Regions from separate parts of the Homo sapiens genome. Here region 1 is linked to region 2. A link is a loop called in an ENCODE intact Hi-C map of the cell type or tissue named here. Cell type or tissue: adrenal gland. All regions are shown on one strand. Each heading gives the region's core, and the rest is flanking DNA. Links, peaks and the distances in the headings are about the cores only. Region 1 overlaps TLL2 (tolloid like 2). Region 2 overlaps ARHGAP19-SLIT1 (ARHGAP19-SLIT1 readthrough (NMD candidate)).

Evidence for each region. A loop is a pair of places that touch in the nucleus more often than their neighbours do. Peaks named below come from ENCODE experiments on the same cell type or tissue, not always from the same donor. Only the 100,000 strongest peaks of a DNase experiment are listed, where the experiment ranks them.
Region 1: it touches region 2 in a loop (3-fold over the local background); 9 of 110 quality-filtered maps call a loop at or near these places.

The regions. Positions count from the first base shown.
Region 1 is chr10:96,372,690-96,378,062 of GRCh38, forward strand. It overlaps TLL2 (tolloid like 2), which reads right to left. Exons shown (of 21, transcript NM_012465.4): 18 at 4,003-4,130; 19 at 907-1,120. Among named protein-coding and RNA genes, the nearest start is that of OPALIN, 16 kb to the left of the region's middle. In adrenal gland, for the core only: a CTCF peak has its summit at 2,786 (motif pointing right); a DNase peak (open chromatin) is centred at 2,692; H3K4me3 peaks cover 761 bases.
Region 2 is chr10:97,207,687-97,213,059 of GRCh38, forward strand. All of the region lies in intron 11 of ARHGAP19-SLIT1 (ARHGAP19-SLIT1 readthrough (NMD candidate)), which reads right to left. Among named protein-coding and RNA genes, the nearest start is that of SLIT1, 24 kb to the left of the region's middle. In adrenal gland, for the core only: a CTCF peak has its summit at 2,999 (motif pointing left); a DNase peak (open chromatin) is centred at 3,035.

The DNA of each region.
Region 1 (5,373 bases), core at 239-5,238, 830 kb before region 2:
ACTCAGTTACCCAACTTCTGGACTTCATAGACCAGCAAAATACCTGGGCCGGAGTGCAGTGGCGTGATCAGAGCTCACTGAAGCTTTGAACTCCTGGGCTCCAGCAATTCTCCTGCTTCGGCCTCCAGGGTAGCTGGGACCACCACGCCTCGCTATGTTTTCTAGTTTTTATTTTGTAGAGATCGGGGGGTGGTCTCACCATCTTGCCCTGGCAGGTCTTGAACTCCTGGGCTCAAGCAATCCTCCCCACTCAGCCTCCCAAAGTTCTGGGATTACAGGTGTGAGCCACCGTGCCCGGCCAAAATATATTTTTAAAAGAGAGGAAGAAAGGAAGGAAAGAAGGAGGGAGGAAAAAATGGGGCACTAACAAAGGGTTGTCCATTTCAAATTGCGTCAATTAAGGACATTGAAAGAAGACGGCCCTTTTCCCTTTGGTTGCTGATGCTTCATTTTATTTTTTTTATTTTTTTAGAGACAAAGTCTCACTCTATCGTCCAGGCTAGAGTGCAATGGCACGATCTTGGCTCACTGCAATCTCTGCCTCCAGGTTCAAGCAATTCTCCTGCCTCAGCCTCCTGAGTAGCTGGAATTACAGGCACCAACCACCATGCCCAGCTAATTTTGTATTTTTAGTAGAGACGGGGTTTCACCATGTTGCCCAGGCTGGTCTCGAACTCCTGACCTCAGATGATCCGCCTGCCTCGGCCTCCCAAAGTGCTGGGATTACAGGCATGAGCCACCACGCCCAGCTTGATGCTTCATTTTAATAGGACATTTTATCACGCACCTTCCTCCCCTCGCCCTCCCCCAGTCAGAATAAAAGGCAGTCCTTGTCGTGCCTTCACCATTTCTCTGTCTCCTGTCCAAGTGCTCATCAGGTGGAAGCCAGTGTCCCACCCCAGGTACCTGTGCTGTGCACTGCCTGGAAGCCTTTCCTCTGCACTGAGGCATCCGAATAAAACCTGAGAAACATACTGCTGCCGGAAGCCACCGTGGGGTCTGGTTTCTTGCTGCCGCAGAAACGGCCCAGAATGGGGGCCAGGCTGTCCGGCCCGTCATACATTTCCAGGTGGTCATAGGCACATTCCTGGTGCTGCTCGATCTCAAACTCATTAAAGGTCTGGGGACAGAAGAGCAGAAAGTAAGGCAAGGGCCTGGCGTTCAGCTGGGGTGGGGGCCTCCTTTCCAGTTCTGGGACAGGAAGGGGCGAGGCAGTGCAGGGAGACGTCCAGCTGGCTGTGCAGGGGGTGTGTGGCCGTGATGATGCTTGAGGACATCTGTAGAGAGGGTCTCAACCTCCGCCTTGCTTTTGGTCCAGCAAGTGGCCCTATGAAGTAGTTACATGAGCTATTGCTACAATGACCACACTGCAGATGAGAGAGCAGGGGTTCAGAGATTAAATGCTTGACATTTTGACAGCTATTAAGCGACAGAGCCAGGCTTTACACAGCCCAAATCTGTCTTCCTTCCATCCCATCACACAGCTTCTCTCTCACTTAGGGCTAAGAGCCAGCAAGGGCTGAGTGCCCACTCTGTCGGCAGCTGTTTTAAATGCTTTACAAGTATCGCCTCATTTAATCTTTACACCCCTGTGATGTGTCTAATCCCCGCTTTACAGGTGAGGAAAATGAGGCTCATCGCTGTCAGATGACTTGCCCAAGGTCACATACTGAGAGTTGGGCCATGATCTGGTGCTCTGGCATCAGAGACCCTGCTGTTGACCTGTGCACTCTGCTGCACGACCCTTTAGTACAAATGACGCTGGTGAGGTTGTATGAGGTGCACGCTGCTCCAGGCAGCACCCTCATGGTGGCTGACTCTCGCCGAGTGTTTATTCCATGCCAAGCATTTATGCGCATTTTCTCTCTTACTTCTGGTGATGCTGTGAAGGAAGAGCTGTTATTATTTCCAACATGCAGATGGGGAAAATGAGTTTTAGAGAAGCTGGCTGGCCTGCCCCAGCTCACACAGCTGGAGACAGATGAAGCTGAACTTGACCCCAGCTAGCCTTCTCCAACCCCCACTGCTATCAGTCATCAGGTTATGCTGCCTCACCTCTCCCTGTTCCCCCTAAGGACTGTCCCCTAACGCTCGCCAGGGGCGCCGCACCATTCCAGGCTTTTCAGCCCTGAATGCAGGCTTCTCAGATGCTGGGTAGGTGGCCGACTGATGGGAGCCCCAGCGTCAAGGGAGATGGGATAAGGTGAGCGGGGACGGTGTTAGATGAAGACTTGGACCAAATGACAGAGCAGGGAGACAGGACATTAGTTGCGGGGGGGGGGGGGGGGTGTCAATTCAAAAGAGCGGGGCTGGCCTGGCAGCGCAGAGATGGAGGTTGGGAGGGGGAAGGGACCAGCACGGCAATGCAGGCTTTCAGAAGAATGACTCCCACACACTAACGTACTTGGGCAAAGCTCTCCCGCCAGTGACATAGGGAGCACTGGGCCAAGGTGGTGGGTAGAGACACGGGACAGGGGAGCAGTGGCACCGGGACGGCCATGCAGTGGAAGGGAGCCTTAGGCTCAGCAGGCAGGGAGCTCCCAGGAGGTCCATGGGGCGCCCTGTCGCCACCCACATGCAGTGAACACCACCAGCTTCCTTGAGAAGTATTCAACTCACATTCTATGGTAGCGAAAAGCGCGCAATCAATATAGCCACCATCCGTTTCCCAAGGGAACGCCTTTTGGAAACTACCACGTGAGTCTGTGAGCCTCGGGCAAACGCTTCCCGTTGTGCGTTTGCGCGCTCCCAACGCCAGAAGGCGCCTCCCCCGAGGTCCTCGGGGCTCTATGTTGCCATTGCGAACATTTCCCAGCAGATGGCGGTCTTGGAGAAGCAGTGCCTTTCCCTAAGGCTCTCTTCAGTTCATCCTCACCCAGATTCAAGGCTGACCCGGGATACCAGCTCTTAGCAGAGCAGCAGTTTCCCCACGGGCAGCCCAGCATGTGAACTGCCCGCTGGGAGCACCCTGTGGTCAGAGGCCCTGTCTTCACCCCTCGACGCCCTGGGGGCCCATTCGCCTCTTCTGCTCCTCACTCATGGCTCTCACCAATAAACAACCTGCAAGTCCCTGCGCCATAGTCCATTGATCATGGACTTTTCCCTCTCTGTTCTCTTCCATTCTCCCTGAGTTATCGTCCACAGTTCATAGGGTCAATCCTACTTACCTCTACAGTCAGAAAAACCCATTTAAAAAATGTCCATCTGCCTGAAGTACAATACATTCTCCAGCTGGCAAAAGGGGTTCTTTATTCTCCAAAGTGTGGGAGTCCCTGGGGGTTGAGAAATGAGACTCCTAGGAGATTCAACTCTCCTTTGAAATAACTGTGCAAACCACACATCATATACGTGAAAAAGACTTCAAATAAAGGCTTGGGGAAAATTTTTAATTCAAGAGGGAATTTGCATAAAGAACTTAGTCTCCTATTACTAATGGGAAAAAAAAGTAAGTTGTAGAAAAAATACGAATGGGATTTTATTAGAGGAATTTGAGTAACAAAAACATATATATTTCCCTGTGCACTGACAGTCATGATTGTGCACAGAAAATTTCTAGAAGGATCCATAAGAATGTGTTTAGAGTGGTCATTTCTAGAGTGGAAATGGGGGCTCTGGGGTCTTTTGATTTCTATTTCCAACCTCCTGTACTGATTCATCTCATTTTTAATCATGAGACTGTATTGTCTTGTAAAAAATTAAAACTGGAAACAAGTGAATCTCAAACAGCACTGCAGATGTGGGTGGTGGATGCCGCCTCCTGCGGGTCCCACTGTGCCCAGGTGTGACCTATAGAGCTTTTGTGCGTTGTCTCTTTTAATCTGCACAACAGCCCGATGAAGTAGGCTTCATTAGTATCCATGTTTTCCAGATAATGAAACTGAGACCTGGAAATGTTGAGTAACTTCCAAGTTACAGAGCTGGGAAGTGGCAGAGCAGAGACTCAAACGCACATCTGCCTGATACTCAAGTCCACATTCTCAATAAACTACAAAAATGACTCACGAGTTTCACTCTGTGGCCTGCAGTCGAAGAGATGTTCCAGGTACACTCCCTCCGGCTGGGGTATTTGTCAGGCCAGTTGGGGCTCGCCAGGGTCCCCTCCACACTGCTGATCTTGTGTGCACAGCCAGCTGGGGGTGGCAGGGGGACACATACAAAGAGAGAAGTCATTCACTGTGGGCAGCACAAGAAGGATTCTAGGGGGGTCTCCTCCCCTCTCTCCTAATTGTCTCAGGGTCTTTATCAAATATGGGGGTGGGGTATCCTGAATCAGGTATCTCCTGGCTCAGGGATGTGCTGGTTTACTTGCACTGGCTTTTCTGCCTTCCTGACTGTGGCTCGGGGGCCAGGCTATCTTTCTATTCCTATCCACATTGCAGTTATCCTTGCAAATATGTTAAAAGCACTGGCAGTGGGGTCAGGTGGGCCTCGGCCCATGTCCTGGTTCTGCCACCTACAATCTGTGGGACTTGGGGCTCTTATGTAAGCTTCGGTGTCCTTATTTGTAAAAGGGTGCCACTCTAGTCAGGGTGATATGTGATCGAATGAGATAATGCATGGGAAAGGCTTAGGGCATGCCAGCCCATGGTAAGTGCTCAGTGCATCTTGGCTAACAGAGGCCTCCTTCATCATCCATCCATAAGCTTCTTTTAGTTTTTCAAAGTGGCTTTATTTGGAGTCTACCAAGTTTGTCCTGGTTACAGTGCTATTTGCCAAGAGTGGTCCCACAACTTGTTCAATGCCTGGCATCTTGGCCAATAGCTGCCATTTCTCTTCTGTGGTGGGCACTGTGGTCAGCATTTTCCATGCATCCTCTCTTTTAGTCCTTCTCACTTCCCAAATAAGAAAATAGGTTTGGAGAGGGTCAGTGCCTTGCTGATAGGGGGCAGAGCTGGGACTCGAACTTGGCCTGCCTGGCTTTGAGGCCAGTCTACCACTGCTTAGAAAGCACGGTGGACTGTATCACAAACACGGAGGCTCCACACTGAAGAAGCTGGAGAGGCAGGTGAGGAGGGCCGGGGGCAGGAAGGGGAGGAAACAGCTTCGAGGATGTTCCAAAGAGATTTGCCTCTGCTCAGTGCTACATCTGCTCTGCAGCCAACGCAGAGAACAGGTGCTCAAAGGGGCAGTGGCTCAGCTCCTGGGACATTTGCTCAGCTCCTGAGATGTTGCTCTGACACCCCCTGCTGTTGGGGTCAACCCACATGAATGCAGCCACTATTCAGGGGTGGGATCTTGGGAGAGTTGACGTCACTCCTGTCCTCTCCCACACTGCAGGAGGCAAGCCTGGTCCTGGCCCGGGCCCATCTCACAGGGGCTTGACTGTTCCTTCCCAGCTCAGTTCTTCCAGCAGCCTCCCACCCAGCCCCTCCG
Region 2 (5,373 bases), core at 55-5,054:
TCTAGTAAGATGGAGGCAGCCACAGTTCCAGAACTCTCTGCGCAGTTCCCTAACCTTTCTGAGCCGTGGTCTTTACCTAATCAGGTTTGACTTCCTGCTACAGTCTCCTACTCTCAGTCCAGAATAGAGGCGGCAACCAGGCATGGTGGTACGTGCCTGTGGTCCCAGCTACTCAGAAGGCTGAGGTGGGAGGATCGCCTGAGCCCTGGGAGTTCAAGGTTGTAGTGAGCTGTCATCGCACCACTGCACTCCAGCCCAGGTGAGAACCTATCTCTAAAAAAATTAAAAATAGAGACAGCTGTCCTTCCTGCAAGCCAGCCAGCCAGACACTGAGTCTTTGCTGTGTTCCAGGCACCCTGCTAAGCCAGGGAGATGCAAGGGTGAATAGGAACTGATCCCTTCCCTGCAGGAGCTCACCATCTCTAAGAAAAGCAGTCACATAAACACTGTGCAACGTGACCAGGGCTCCAGAAGAGATGCGTTCATGCTGCTGTGGGAATTCAGCTAGTGGAGCCAAGAGCTCTGCCTGGAGAGAGAAGGCTTCTAGGGGGCGGGATCTTAAAAGCTGGGGCTTGAATGACACTGGGGAAAGTCAAGGTGGGGGAAATCATCTCCTGGACAGGACATGAACTAACACTCTTTGGATTCAAGCAGCAGAACATCTTTTCATACACTTACTGGACATTTGTACGTCTTATTTGAAGTAATGTCTATTCATATCCTTGCCCATTTTTAAATTGGGTTATTTGTTTTTTTTTATTGTTGAGTTGTAAGAATTCTTGGCCAAGCTCAGTGGCTCATGCCTGTAATCCCAACACTTTGGGAGGCTAAGTCAGGAGGATGGCTTGAGCCCATGAGCCCAGGAACGTGAGACCAGCCTGGATAAGACAGCGAGATCCCATCTCTACAAAAAATTAGCTAGGTATGGTGGTACACATCTGTAGTGCCAGCTAATGGGGAGGCTGAGGTGGGAGGATTGCTTGAGCCCAGGAGGTTGAGGCTGCAGTGAGCTGTGATCACATCACTGCACAACAGCCTGGGAAACAGAGCAAGACCCTGTCTCAAAAAAAAAAAAATTCTTTATATATCCTAGACACTACTCCCTTGTCAGATATATAAGTTGCAAATATTTTCTTCCATTTTGTGAGTCTCAATATCCTTTCATACCTTTTGAATCTGGTGCCATATACATATACTAGCTATTCAGATATCATAGGTAATTCAACATTTTCTGGAGCCACAATAAGAAAGTAAAAAGACAGCTGGGCGCGGTGGCTCATGCCTGTAATCCCAGCACTTTGGGAGGCCAAGGCGGGTGGATTGCTTGAGGTCAAAAGTTTGAGACCAGCCTGGCCAACATGGTGAATCCCCATCTCTACTAAAAATACAAAATCAGCCTGGTGTGGTGGCGGGTGCCTGTAATCCCAGTCACTCAGGAGGCTGAGGCAGGAGAATCTCTTGAACCCGGGAGGTGGAGGTTGTTGCAGTGAGCCAAGATCGTGCCACTGCACTCCGGCCTGGGCGACAGAGCAAGACAGAAGCTATATTATGTAGAATTCCATGACAGTGAATGAGGTATTCCATGGACACAGATGGTTGCACTGGCAGAAGTATTTTGGGAAGAGATGGCAAATCCATATCTAGAATAAGAGTCTGTTCCAGTGAGGACAAAATTGATGTCCCCTCTATGGTGGAAGGGGTCCAATGTAGTTAGTCTGCCACCAGATGGCTGGCTGAGGTCCCCCCACCTCCAGGAATGATGAGCTTCTGAAATGTCTGGAGGGCATTTTCTTTCCTTCCTTTCAACATTCACTCAACAATTTGCTGGGGGCCTCCTCTGGTCCCAGCCCTATGCTCAGACTATAAATGACATAGCAGGGGTTGGGCCCTTGGTCACTGTCTCAGGCTTAGGGTTTAGAGACATGAGAAACAGAAATGGCTGCCATGGCCACCACTGCTAAAACAGAATGACCCAGTGAAAAGAGCACTGGGCAGGGAGTCTGGGGTACCTGACTTCTAGTCCAGGTTTGCCGCTAGCACCCATGTGACAGAAGTGGGGACACTGTGCTTCTCTAGGCTCAGATTCCTCATCCTTGAAACAGAATGGAAGCTCCAGGATGGCGAGGACCAATGGTGGACCAAGGCTAGGGGGTGATGAGGGGGTACGTTGTGGAATCAGTTCCCCTTGGGTGCAGAACACAAGTCATTTGTCAGCCGGGTGCAGTGGCTCACATGTGTAATCCCAGCACTTCGGGAGGCCAAGGCGGGCAGATCACCTGAAGTCAGGAGTTCGAGACCAGCCTGGCCAACATGGTGAAACTCCGTCTCTACTAAAAATACAAAAATTAGCCGGGCGTGGTGGTGTGTGCCTGTAGTCCCAGCTACTCGGGAGGCTGAGGCAGGAGAATCATTTGAACCCAGGAGACGGAGGTTGCAGCGAGCCAAGATCGTGCCACTGCACTCCAGCCTGGGCAACAGAGCCAAGCTCCGTCTCAAAAAAAAAAAAAAAAAAGAGTCATTTGTCTCTGAAGAAGTTTTTAAATAATTAACTAATAGTTGGTCTCCTTTTTGTTATCACAATACACCTGCTGTTCTAAACAATGCCAGTAAGAAAATACTCATCCAAAAAAAAAAAAATCCTTGTTTTGCCTGAGTTCTAAATAATTACTACAGTTACTATTAGGTTTTCATAATGTACGTGTAAGCTTTAAATTAGCAATTTTAAAATTATTTATCTTTTAATAAACATTGTATTCTACATGGACGTTAACTTGGAGTACTCCGTTCTACAGTTGTACCCAGACACACACAGACCCAACTACCTGTGATTTTTCTAGGGTAAGTATGTAGTGGCTTGGAATCTTTCAAGCTCACTTCTGGCAGAATGATTAAAATTTAAACAAATAAATCAAAGACAGAGAAATTTAAGTCCCCACCAACCCCGTCTCTTAACACTTGATGCATTGAACCAGGGAAGCTCACCTGCGCCATCTAGTGGTAGAAATGGTGATTACAGGCACGTGTGGCTGGACATTCTCATCCCTGCGGGCAGCTCTTGTCCCACAGGAGTAGGGGGCACAGGGCTATGGAGCGCTTGAAATGCGACTCATCCGAATTGAGATGGGCTGAAGGTGTAACATGCATACTGAATCTCTAAGACTTAGTATGAAAAATAATGTAAAGTAGCTCTTTAACAATGGATTATACTGATTACATATTGGTTTTCTATTGATTACACATTCAAATGATAATATTGGGGGTGAGGGAAGCCTCGGGAAGGTTTAATCAGACAAGTCAGCCCCAAGGCTATTGCATCCTAGGTCCACCTAGATCACAACGAGCAAGTTCCTTCACTTCTCAAGGCCTTAGTTCCCTCATCCTTAAAAATGGATGGGTGATACCGACATCACGAGACTATGATGATTAAATGCGATAAGGCATACAAATGCCTAAGACATTTACGCTCAGGAGAAATTGGTTTCCTTTCTGTCAGAGCTAATCAAAATGGCAGAAAAACTAGAGTAGGCAGCCTCCTGGGGGCACTCTCAGAGGGTCTGGATTTATTTCCCTTTTTCCCCTTTGGCACTATGCTGCAGGTGTGTGGCCCAGGCAATCAGCCCTCCTAATTGTGGAGGACCAGCTCCAGCTGCCGCCCTCCTGGGCCCCTGCCCGCCTCGGCGCCCACTGTGTGCACAGCACCAGGCGCCAGCTCGTGAGCTTGCTCTCATCCTGTGGGCCAAGGCCCAATCCCACCTTTCTGCCTGGGGGTCTTCCCAGCCACACCAGCCCCTCCACTTCCCGCAGTGGGCGGCCTCCCTGTATCCACACCCACCACAGGGCACAAACCGCACACCCACTGCCACCTCTGCATCAGTGGTTCTGTGTCATGCTGGACCAACAGTATCAGCATCAGCTGGGAACCAATGAGAAATGCAAGTTCCTGGGCCTCAGACCTGCATCAGAGACTCCAGGGGTAAGGCCCGGCCATGCTTCAGAAAGACTTCTAGGTGACTTGGCTGCCTGGTCAGTTTGAGAACCAGTGCCCTATCAGCCCTCACAGCCGCCGGGCGCGGTGGCTCACGCCTGTAATCCCAGCACTTTGGGAGGCTGAGGTGGGTGAATCACGAGGTCAGGAGATCGAGACCATCCTGGCCAACATGGTGAAACCCCGTCTCTATTAAAAATACAAAAAAATTAGCCGGGCGTGGCGGCGGATGCCTGTAGTCCCAGCTACTCGGGAGGCTGAGGCAGGAGAATGGCGTGAACCCGGGGGGCAGAGTTTGCAGTGAGTCGAGATCGCGCCACTGCACTCCAGCCTGGGCAACAGAGCAAGACTCCGTCTCAAAAAGAAAAACACAAAACAAAACAAAAACACAGCTTCCTTTGCTCTCCCCTCTGCTCCCCTCCCACCCCCTCCGTCAGTGGAGCCCCTATTCGGTTGTGGAGGAACTCCTGTGCCTAAAACTACCCTGTCATCTTCCCCTTCACCATTTCGCCCATGGTAATCTTCACCAAACTTTAGCAAACTTTCAGTAATTTTATCACATATGCAGGCCACTTTTCTATTTCTTCCTCAACATTTTAAATTTGATACAAATTCAAATACACACTTTAGGTGGGCACAGTGGCTCATGCCTGTAATCCCAGCATTTTGGGAGAGCAAGGCAAGAGGATTACTTGAAGCCAGGAATATGAGACCAGCCTGGGCAACATACCAAGACCCCATTTCTAAAAAAAAATTTTAAAATTAGCTGTGCACTGTGGTGTGTGCCTGTAATCGCGGCTACTCAGAAGGCTGAGGCAGGAGGATTGCTTGAGCCCAGGAGTTAGGGGCTGCAGTGAGCTATGATGGCACCACTGCACTCTAGCCTGGATGGATGACAGAGACTTTGTCTCTAAAAAACAAAACAAAACAACCCCAAATATACACTTTAGCCTGGTCCTAAAGAATCTAGAAATTCAGACTTAACATATAAGTTATATTTTTCTATCACATATTAAACACTATTAAAGACTGTTCATCACCAGGCATGGTGGCTCACACCTGTAATCCCAGCACTTTGGGAGGCCGAGGCGAGTGGATCACCTGAAGTCAAGAGCTTGAGACCAGCCTGGCCAACATGATGAAACCCCGTCTCTACTAAAAATATAAAAATTAGCAGCTGGGCGCGGTGCCTCACACCTGTAATCCCAGCACTTTGGGAGGCTGAGGTGGGCGGATCACCTGAGGTCAGGAGTTTGAGAACAGCCTGACCAACATGGAGAAACCTGTCTCTACTAAAAATACAAAATTAGCCTGGCGTAGTGGCACATGCCTGTAATCCCAGCTACTCGGGAGCTGAGGCAGGAGAATCGCTTGAACCCAGGAGGCAG